Regions from separate parts of the Homo sapiens genome. Here region 1 is linked to region 2. Evidence: read pairs that join two places in POLR2A ChIA-PET (ENCODE). Cell type or tissue: K562. All regions are shown on one strand. Links, peaks and the distances in the headings refer to the core of each region. The heading gives the core; the rest is flanking DNA.

Evidence for each region. ChIA-PET counts read pairs that join two places held together with the same protein. Peaks named below come from ENCODE experiments on the same cell type or tissue, not always from the same donor. Only the 100,000 strongest peaks of a DNase experiment are listed, where the experiment ranks them.
Region 1: POLR2A ChIA-PET joins it to region 2 with 6 read pairs; 2 of 35 experiments call an interaction of 5 or more read pairs at or near these places.

What each region holds. Positions count from the first base shown.
Region 1 is chr7:128,806,251-128,811,621 of GRCh38, forward strand. It overlaps CCDC136 (coiled-coil domain containing 136), which reads left to right. Exons shown (of 18, transcript NM_022742.5): 8 at 1-145; 9 at 438-608; 10 at 1,110-1,295; 11 at 3,200-3,394; 12 at 3,889-4,116. Among named protein-coding and RNA genes, the nearest start is that of CCDC136, 17 kb to the left of the region's middle. In K562, for the core only: no CTCF peak of the experiment used is centred there; a DNase peak (open chromatin) is centred at 3,163.
Region 2 is chr7:128,670,158-128,675,528 of GRCh38, forward strand. It overlaps GARIN1A (golgi associated RAB2 interactor 1A), which reads left to right and starts at 2,135. Exons shown (of 5, transcript NM_001128926.4): 1 at 2,135-2,393. The coding sequence starts at 2,241. RefSeq lists a silencer at 2,997-3,056. In K562, for the core only: a CTCF peak has its summit at 2,975 (motif pointing left); a DNase peak (open chromatin) is centred at 2,974; H3K27me3 peaks cover 2,893 bases.

The sequences.
Region 1 (5,371 bases), core at 116-5,115, 140 kb after region 2:
GTCCAGACTCTGTACCCTGCAGAAAAAATATGATACTAGCCAGGATGAGCAGAACGAGCTCTTGAAGATGCAGCTGCAACTTCAGACTGAGCTCCGGCAGCTCAAAGTCATGAAATCCACACTTGTAGAAAACCAGAGTGAGAAGGTAACAGCAACCAGAGGTGAGGGGACAACTTAGGTGCTAAGGGCATCCTTCTGAGGTTTTGGGGAAGGTGGATAAGAGTAGTGAGTTAAAAATAATTCCAGCAACCACATAGGCAGCACCACAGGTAAAGAACTCCAGCCCTGCTCGAGTACTACATTAGATATGAGGACATTAGGAAGTGAAGGGCAGGAAGAAGCAAATCTTAGACTGTTGGTGTCTTCAAGTGACTCACACAGAAGAGTGAGTGGGTTAAGGAGCCCAAAGGCACTGCCCAAAGCCCCCTCTACCATAGGAGTTACTGTGCCGGCTGCAGAAGCTGCACCTCCAGCACCAGAACGTCACATGTGAGAAGGAAAAGCTGCTGGAACGGCAGCAGCAGCTGCAGGAGGAGCTGCAGTGCCATGAGGCAGAGCTGCAGCACCTCAGGGATACGGTGGCCTCCTTCAAAGAGAGCAATGAGAAGGTAAAAGAAGCTCCTGGTGAGGGAGGATGTAGCCAGGCATCATCTTGTGTGAGGGTGAGAGCACAGAGGACGAGAGGGAATGGTAGGAGTGTGGAGGAGCTGGCAGTGAGGGGGCCAAAGAGGTGCTTAGGAGAAAGGTGACCTCGGGGAGTCACAAGGCTCTCAGCTTCCTTTGATTTTAAATCAGAAAAGCAGCATATAAAAAGGAAGTCCCTTTGCCTCCCCACCTCCCAAAAAAGGAAGCCCCAGAAGGTCTGTGTTTCTTTTTAAATTATTTTTATATTTATTTATTTATTTATTTAACTGGAAAGGCTGCACTGGGAAGGTCTGTGTTTCAAGCCTGTCAGGGACGGGTCCATCTTGGGTATCTATCCCTGGCTGGGATGAAATTGGGGCTGAGAAGGACAAGGGAAGATGGGTCCCCTTAGTCCCCGCCTGGGAGGAGAGAGTCCAGCAGCAGGAGTGCCTGGGATGATGGCCAGGCCTGCCTCCCCTGCCCAGGACACAGAGACGCACGCTCAGCTTCAGGAGATGAAGCAGCTGTACCAGGCCAGCAAGGACGAGCTGGAGCGGCAGAAGCACATGTATGACCAGCTGGAGCAGGACCTCCTGCTCTGCCAGCTGGAGCTGAAAGAGCTCAAGGCCTCCCACCCCATTCCGGAGGACAAAGGAAAGTGTGCTAATAAGGTAATTGTCGTTCAGAGAGGTGACAGCTCCTGGGCACTTGCTCCAGAGAGAAGAGGTACAGAGGCAAAAAGTGAAGGCACCCAACCCAAGGGCTTGATGGCCTTCCTAGGCAGGAAGCAGAGGCAGGGCCACATGCTGCTAACTTCAAAATTGTTTGCCCTGACCTTGACTTTGAGCCAGAGCCACAGCTTAGTAGGATCAATACCTTTGGATCCCAGTCTGAACCCCTGAAAGTTTTACACATGATTCCATGTATGTAGACATTTATACAATGGTATTAGAACTGTAGTGATATCTAGTCATTCTTGGAGGGGAACATATACATGGGCCCATTACACAAATATTATTGTTGGAACTAGAGAAAGGGGCCAGTTTTCTGGGTCAGATTGCAAATGGTCTTATAAAGGGGTACGGTCTTGTGCCCAGAGTGCTGATTGGGCAAGAGAAGGACCTAGGCTCTTCTAGGATTTATTCTGTGACTTTGAAGTAGTTAAATTCTTTTTTTATGAAATGGAGTCTCACTCTGTCGCCCAGGCTGGAGTGTGCAGTGACACGATCTCAGCTCACTGCAGCCTCCGCCTCCTGGGTTCAAGCAATTCTCCTATCTCAGCCTCCCAAGTAGCTGGGACTACAGGCACATGCCATTGTGCCTGGCTAATTTTTGTATTTTTAGTTGAGACCGGGTTTCGCCATGTTGGTCAGGCTGGTCTCGAACTCCTGACCTCAGGTGATCCACCTGCCTCGGCCTCCCAAGGTGCTGGGATTACAGGCATGAGCCGCCATGCCCTGCCAGTAATTAAATTGTGGAAGGTTGAATTGTGCCCTCTTTAAATGGAAGAGAATACTACTCTTAACTCACTTCCTTTTAGCAGTAAATCCTGGTAGTGATAAATAAGGCCTTATTCATTTTTTTTCTTTTCCATAGTGTATAAAATGCAAGCCGTTATCATTTATCCTGTTGAGCACTTTCAGCTCCTGATTACTGATGGGAAATGGAAAGGTGTTGAAGCATGTTGGAGAAGAGGCCCAAGAGTCTCTAACGATGGTGGAGTTGGTCACATTCTGCCAGAAAACTCAGTAGTTCCTGTCCCTGGGGAAAGGCCTTCAGGAGACGGAGGACTGGGAAGGTTATTTGGGCCACCTCAGCAGTCTCTTTGCCTTTCTATATCCAGGCTCACGTTTCCTCCTTTTTCCACTGCTACTCAATTTAGGAGCCCAGGTGATCTGTGACTTGCTCGTCACCTCTTCCCCTAATGGGAAAAATGATGGGAAAGGAGAAGCATGCTGGCAGACAGCACCTGCTTTTTCTCTAGCCGTAAAACAGCATTGAGATCTGTCTGATATTAGAAGATCTGGGTTTTTGGAAATGGGATGATTTAGTCTTCTCAACCCAAATTTACCAATAGCGCATACTTTCTAAAGATTTAAAGAGAGAATTAGGAAAGCAAAAATGGGAAAAATTAGGGTGAAATTAAGTCCTTATTTGTAAGGAGTGTAGTTGCATTAAAAAACAACTGGGGTTAATGAGAATAACAGGAGCTAAGAGTTCCCAACAGGGTGGGAATATGGTGTATAAAGGAAAGGGCCGGAGAAGAGGAAGGGGGAAATGAGAAAGGGGCATCGATAGCATTCCCCATCAAACTGCCCCCAGAAAGGAATGGTGGAAGTTTAGAGCAAGGCCAGCCACCAGTCTAGAGCAACCTGCTCTGAAGGAGCAGCCTGCAGGGGATCCCCAATCGGTATCTAAACAGCCAGAATGCATTGTGGCTTGGGGTGACCAGTCCAAGGTGACTGCACAGGGAGAGGATCACAAGAGGCAGGAGAGCGCAGAAGTGCTCTGTTAGCCACCCAAGAAGCTTACCTTACAGAGTAACCACCCCCTCCACACCCGCCCCCACCCACAGTGTGACACACTGCTGTCCAGACTGACAGAATTGCAGGAAAAGTACAAGGCCAGCCAGAAGGAGATGGGGCAGCTGCAGATGGAGCAGTGTGAGCTCCTGGAGGATCAGAGGAGGATGCAGGAGGAGCAGGGCCAGCTGCAGGAAGAGCTGCACAGGCTCACACTGCCACTGCCAAAGAGTGGCCTCTTACTCAAGGTAACTCTGCCACAGGCAGCTGCTAACTGCGGGGAAGCTGCTCTGAGAAGCTTCCCTGTGTGACTAGGGAAAAATAAAAGGGTGGGGATTGAACTTTTTCTCTTACCAACCACTCCTTACTTTCTCACCACTCTCCCCAAACCAAAAAGCTCCATAGAGCCAATTAGAGTTTTTCTTATAAGGGCTTTAAATCTTAAAATACCTTTTATACTCAGGAATCTGTGCAGCAGTTTATATTTAGGTATTTAGTCCATCTGGAGAAAATGCACCTGAAGCCACTTTGTAAACTACAAAATATATCCCAACACAAGAGACCACTGCCACTTTTAGCAGGTCTCCATAGAAGGGCTCCCCCGTCCCCAGATGGGCTCTGTGAAGTCAACCCTGAGATTCTTCAGGGAATTGTTCACAACGGGGATGAGGCACCAAGGAGGCATCAGACTTCCTGTGTGACCACCACCATCCCTTGCCTCCTTCCTTCTACTCCGCCTCAGAGTCAGGAGCTACTCACCAAGTTAGAAGACCTGTGTGAGCTGCAGCTGCTCTACCAAGGCATGCAGGAGGAACAGAAGAAGCTGATACAGAACCAAGACTGTGTATTAAAAGAACAATTAGAGATCCACGAAGAGCTGCGACGTTTCAAAGAGTCTCATTTCCAGGAAGTGTTGGAGAATCCCGATGATTCCAAATTGGCTAAGTCCTCCAAATGTAATCGAAACAAGGTAACCATAGCAAGAGGTAGGGAGACAGTTCTCCTGAGCACAACAGCATGGCAGAGAGAGTGGGCACCGCCGAAGGGTCAGAGTTGGGAAGGCGTGTTTGGCCAGGGGTAAGGATAAGGCAAAAGCCCTGCCTTTCACCAGCTGTGACCACTCACAGGCTCCATTAAGAGGTGGCTTTTAGATACGGCCTGAGGACCTCACCTAGATGCCATTATCCTTTATCACACTGATATTCACAGTGCCCAGTTGAAGCACTATGAGCACTCAGGGCAGAGCTGGGATGACCAGAAGTCTGTCATCAGATCATTCGACTCATTCCCAGTAAGATGTATAATATCAGTTTGGTGTTTGTTTGGATTCCTTTGGACTGACTCTAAATGTCATCTTTTTCTTGAGTGGAAAAGTACACTTCTCAGTTATCAAAATCTATCACCTTTGGTGTTCTCTATGAGGCAAATTTGGGGCCTTTCATTTCCAAGAGAAGAATTCCTAGCATATGGGGTTCTTAGTACTGACCACACTATCTTCATTGGAACTTTGGTGGCAGTAACAGAGCAAGGTCACAGGGGTTAGACCAGAAAATTGATGCCTCTCAAGTACCAGCAAGAGGTCATTCAGATGAGGTGACACAGGTGGAGATCACCATACAATTCTCTTCAGGGTTGGGGGATAAAGTTGTTCTGAGGTCTCAGCGTGGGCAAGGAGGGGCAGGTAGACAGTTTCGGTTTAGGCCAAATCTATTCATTCAGATCTTATTCTGAACAAGGAGAACCAGGGAGTAGCAGAAGTCAACACTGTGAGGCTGGATCATATTCCAGGGGCATCAGATGTCCAGGCTGGAGGCCTGGGTAACACAGCTGGGAACCAGGTATAAAATATTTCCTTAACTGATCAGATCTCATCCTGGACATCAGCAGCCAAGAAGCCAGGCCCAACATGCCCAGAGGCCAGATTCAGAATTGGGGCAGGAGATACAGGAACTAATAGTAAGACTTTGATTCCAATTCTTCATATTGCCGCATTCAAGGCCGGGGCTGATTTTAGAACTAGGGGTGGGCGAGGGGACTGAGCCTGAAGGTCAGGATAACAGGTATACCTGACTGAGAAGAGGGTGTGGTAGGGAGCCAGGGTGTTCTGGAAACCCACTCGGCACTGCTCCAAGGAGACAGGGATGTACCAAAGTGCAGAAACCAGCCGAAATGGGAGCCCGGAAATCATGGAGTATCTGCCCTGGGGAGATTTTCCCAAATGAGCA
Region 2 (5,371 bases), core at 139-5,138:
GGCCTTCCAAAGTGCTGGGATTACAGGTGTGAACCACTGCACCTAGCCCTTTTTCTCTTTTTAAATATACAATTTTAGGATCCCTTTTTTTTTTTTTTTTGAGATGGGAGTCTCATTCTGTCACCCAAGCTGGAGCGCAGTGGCACAATCTCTGCTCACTGCAACCTCTGCCTTCTGGACTCAAGTGATCCTCCCACCTCAGCCTCCCAAATAGCTGGGACCACAGGGCGTGCCACCACACCCGGGTAATTTTTGTATTTTTTGTAGAGACGAGGTTTTACCATGTTGCCCAGGCTGATCTTGAACTCCTAAGTTCAAACAATCCACCCACCTTGGCCTCCTGAAGTGCTGGGATTACAGGCGTGAGCCACTGCACCTGGCCTTATAATACTCTTTATTGTAAATTTCATATGACCAGTTGATTCTTACCAAAAGCTTTTGTTGATTTTTGTCAAACGCTGATATTTCTAGCCAACCTATGATTGCAACTGACAAGCAAGTATAGTTCTGACATGAATATTGGTTGATATTTTGATTTACATTAATGAGCAAGGCAAAAGTGAAATAACAAAGTTGTGTATTGGAACTTTACTCATTTGTCAATGACGTGGGCAACTTCTTCGCTAAATTAGGTAAGTCTTCAAATACTGGAAGGCTATTTTCTCAGATTTTTCTATGCCCAAAATATAATAGCTACAGACACATCTTTAAGTTTAATCTGCATAATTAACATTTTCTCTATCACTTTAGTTTAGACAATCAACAGAACAATAAATCAAACCCTGATTTGTAGCACTTGCTGATTTCAAGCTAGCTAACAAGATGAAGTTCCTGAACACACCCTGGGAAGAGATATGCAGCAGCCCACCACTGTATACTGTTTCTTTTCTTTTCTTTTTTTTGAGACAGAGTCTTGCTTTGTCGCTTAGGCTGGAGTGCAGTGGCACCATCTTGGCTCATCACAACCTCCACCTCCCAGATTCAAGCGATCGCCCTGCCCCAGCCTCCCAAGTAGCTGGACTACAGGTACCCACACCACACCCGGCTAATTTTTGTAGTTTTAGTTGAGACGGGGTTTCACCCGTTGACCAGGCTAGTCTCGAACACCTGACCTCAGGCGATCCACCCACCTCGGCCTCCCAAAGTGCTGGGATTACAGTCATGAGCCACCAAGCCCAGCCAAGTTTATATCATTTAAGTTTTAAAGGCTGGGCTTGGTGGCTCATGACTGTAATCCCAGCACTTTGGGAGGCCGAGGTGGGTGGATCGCCTGAGGTCAGGTGTTCCAGACCAGCCTGACCAACATGGAGAAACCCTGTCTCTACTAAAAATACAAAATTATCCGGGTGTGGTGGTGCATGCCTGTAATCCCAGCTACTCGGGAGGCTGAGGCAGGAGAATTGCTTGAAGATGGGAGGCGGAGGTTGTGGTGAGCCGAGATCACGCCACTGCACTCTAGCCTGGGCAACAAGAGCAAAACTCTGTCTCAAAAAAAAAAAAAAAAAAGTTTTAATAATTGCTGTGTTTAACAACTGGTTTGTAGCATTCCTGAAAATGTAACAACCAGCTCTCGTGACCTGTTTTGGTCTGGCTCCAGCATACAACTGTGCCACTGCCTTCTCCTTTGCCCACTGTTTCCAAATAAATAAGCTTCTCAGTTTAGTTAACAGGTGTCCATTTCTTTAAAAAAAAAAAAAAATCTCCTTTTCTCCCATGAGATGGGGTAGGGAAGATGAACTCCCTTTTTCCTATCCTTAGACTTCCCTGGGCAGGTGAACAAGTCCCATGGAAGTTTGGTGAGGGGCTTCAAGGGGAGCCAAGAGGATTAAAGCCTGTATGTTCCCGAGAGCCTTCCTTGCATCTGGCCAGCTCACTGCTGCCTTGGCATAACTTTGGGAGGGTCATTTTTTCCATGTGGGGTAAGGCTGAATGTTTACAAAGTGGAATAGGCTGCATTACTGCTGGTTTGTAGTTGGTGGAAAGAGGGAGAAAAGAGCCTGGCACATCCTCTGTCCTTCCTCTTCTTTTTTTTTTCCCTTTTCTGTTGTCACCATCACATTCCTTGATGTCATTCCTGCCATTGTGAGCTGACAGGCCCTCCCAGCCCTGGTGGACAGCCCGTAAGTAAATGGGGAGGAAATGCTGGGGAGGTGGGGGCAGATCACATCAACATCCTGGCATTGGGCTGGGTCGGCGTGGAGCCCCAGAAATGTTCCCAAGCCCATTCTTACCAAGAACCAATGAGTAAAATCAGGGGCCTCCCACCTGAGGTCAGGGAACCAGGCCCTGGAGTGGAACTTGGGGTGGAAAATGGCCTTCTTTGTCAACTGATTCATTCTCCAGAATTCAATTTGTTCTCCAACTCGGTGGTGTTTGAAAGCAACTTTATCCAGGTACCCTCGTGGAGCTCAGGGCCAGCTGTCTTTCTGTTTCCAAAACCTGTTCCTAGGGGTTGGTTAGGAGATGCTGTGGCCTTTTAAAGCCCTGGGGGAGGGGGGGGCGGGGGGACAAAGAAGCCACCAAAGCTAGAGAAAACCAGAAGGTCTGGGTCCCAAGTTCACCTCCATTTGTGCCTACCGTATGATAGAGCTACCTGCAGGTCATCTGTTCTAGGGAAATTGATTTATGCTTTACAAATGAGAGATCAGAGCTCAGTCTCCAGGCAGGGTTCACAGGCCCTTTCTGGGCCACTTGTCCAAAGTGGATGGTTACAGGGAATGAAGGTTGCTGTTAGAAACTCTGCTCTGAAATCCATCCTCCTCAGTCTGGGATGGTTTAGAAACAGCCTTGTTTGAAAGCAAAGACACTGGGTAAATAGGTGTTGCCCAGATCCTACCATTCCCTAAAAGGATGGTGGTGACATGACCAATGGAAGTGAGCCTGGGATGGGGCCACTGGGAGTGGAAGGTGGTCGTTTTCGTAAGTATCAAGTCTTAACGCGGGTGCTGCCTGCCTCCCTCTAGCGGTCTAGCCTGAACCCATGCTCCTGCGCAGGAGAGCATAACCAGTTAATCAGCCAGTAAGCACACACTAAACATCTACTGAGTGCAGGGCAGGAGGTGCAGAGAAAAATCAGAGTGTCCCTGGCCAGGAAGCCTATGAGTTTGGTTTACCTGTTATTTGGTAACTGTCTAAGCAAGCTCTATGTCAGAGAGCTTGGGCCAGCTGATGCACCAGGCATGACTGCAGAGAGCAGGTGCTGGGGGCATTCATTCAAGGCATTCTCTCTGGACTTTGGCAGTTGAAGAAGGCTTTCCAGAAGGGTCTTAAGCCATTCTTTGAGAGACTGCTGAGATTTTGGTAAGTGGAAGAGCAGCGGGGAGGATATCCCAGACAGAGGGGCTTCAAAGTACCTAAGGAAAGGCAGGGAGGCTGGAATGCAAGGTCTGCAAGACACAGACCCATTCAAATGGAATGGGAAAGTAGCCAGGGGTTATAGGAGAGAAGGTGGGAACAGTTTGAGGTGGGTCTTGGGCTTAATTTGGAGACTCTTCACAGAGCAGCGAGCTGCTCCCTAATGGAGTCCCCGGATTTTGGAGAGCTGTGTTTATGGCTCCTGCCGCTCCACGGTCCCTTTACTGTGCCCCAGGAGATGTGTAGTTGGGTGATCAGCTGGCAAACCTGAGGCGAGCTCATTCCTAACATACCCTTGGTGGAGACAGAGCAATAACATGGGAAGTCCAGTCTCAGGATCCAATTTCTAGTCATTTCTATTTGGGTGTAATGATTCAGCTGCAAATTTCTTCTCTTAATGTGTGCTTTTTTTTTGAGATGGAGTCTCACTCCGTTGCCCTGGCATGGTCTAGGCTCACTGCAACCTCTGCCTCCTGGGTTCAAGCAATTCTCCTATCTCAGCCTCCCGAGTAGCTAGGACCACAGGCGTGCACCACCTCGCCCAGCTAATTTTTTTGTGTTTTAGTAGAGATGGGGTTTCACCATGTTGGCCAAGATGGTCTTGATCTCTTGACCTCATGATCTGCCCGCCTTGGCCTCCCAAAGTGCTGTTTTCTTTGGCCTAATATTAAAACTGTTTAGATTCTCTGAATGGACACTAAGTGACCTGGGTAGCAGCAAACTTAGAATGTGCTAGGGAGAGGCTGACCCGCACAGAAAAGTTCAAAGTTTGATTTTTTAAAAAAAAATTTTTGATAGAGACAGGGTCTCACTATGTTGCCCAGGCTGGTCTTGAACTCCTGGCTTCAAGTGATACTCCGGCTTTGGACTCCCAAAGTGCTGGGATTATAGGCATGAATGACCGCACACAGTCCAAAGTTTACTTGAAGTGATGCAACCCACATATTAGTTATAGTTATAGTTGTTATAGTACAGTTACACTGCTTCCTCTCTCCCCCTTCCTGCACATCACCATCACTATCATCATCTCAAAGCAGCATTACCCACAAACATTTATTGAGCACTTACTCTCAATGTGTACAACCCTTTGTGTTTTGCAGAGGATATGAATTTCATTCCTCAACAAGGGCTCCAAGAAGTGTCACTTTTTTTTTTCAAAATCAAAATTCACTTTTCTGGGAACACCATCTGGTCAGGCTGGTGGGAAATTACATTTCAGTCATCCCTGGGGCTTTCCCTCATCCCCAGTTCCACCAAGGACTGGGCAATGGTGTCGATAGTTTTACAAAGTCTAGAACATTGGCTGGGCATAGTGGCTCATGCCTGTGATCCCAGCACTTTGGGAGGCTGAGAAGGGAAGATCACTTGAGCCCAGGAGTTTGACACCAGTCTGGGCAACATAGTGAGACCCCATCTCTATTTTCTAAAAAAAGTGTAGAGCATTGGGAGAAGGCCCTCTGGCCTTGGGAACATAGGCGTCCCTCCTCATATGTTCCTTATCCAGGTCCCTGTGGCTCCTAAGTGGCCACAGCTCTGGTGCTTTTCTGCCAGCCGTGCACAGTGAGGTGGGGGGTGTCTTAGCTGAGACACAGTGCCCAGTGGTGGGCATCCAGTCTTTCTGTCCTGTGATGGCCGCCTTCTGCTTCAAGAGAATAGGTCCTCATTCCACTCAAGACCCAGCAACAAGATAGCCCCTCCATCATCCTGGGAGAAGTGCTCCAAACCTCCCTCAACTCAAGCTGTCTGGGTCTTCCCCATTCAACAGCTTTTTCCTCACTTTCCTCTCCTTCTGGGACTTTCTTCACACAATCTCCCTTTTGGGCCACTAGAAACCAGTGCTGGCTTCTCCTGCCCAAAGATGGGGGAATGAAAACTTCAGTGCCACTCAGCTTTTTCTTGCTAGTGCATCTTTTTAGTTAGATAAAACAGTTATCTTTTTAGTTAGATAAAACAGAGGACCCAGAGAAGAATGACACAGGGTTCCTGCAGCCAATGACCTTAAAGTGTATTTGGGGAG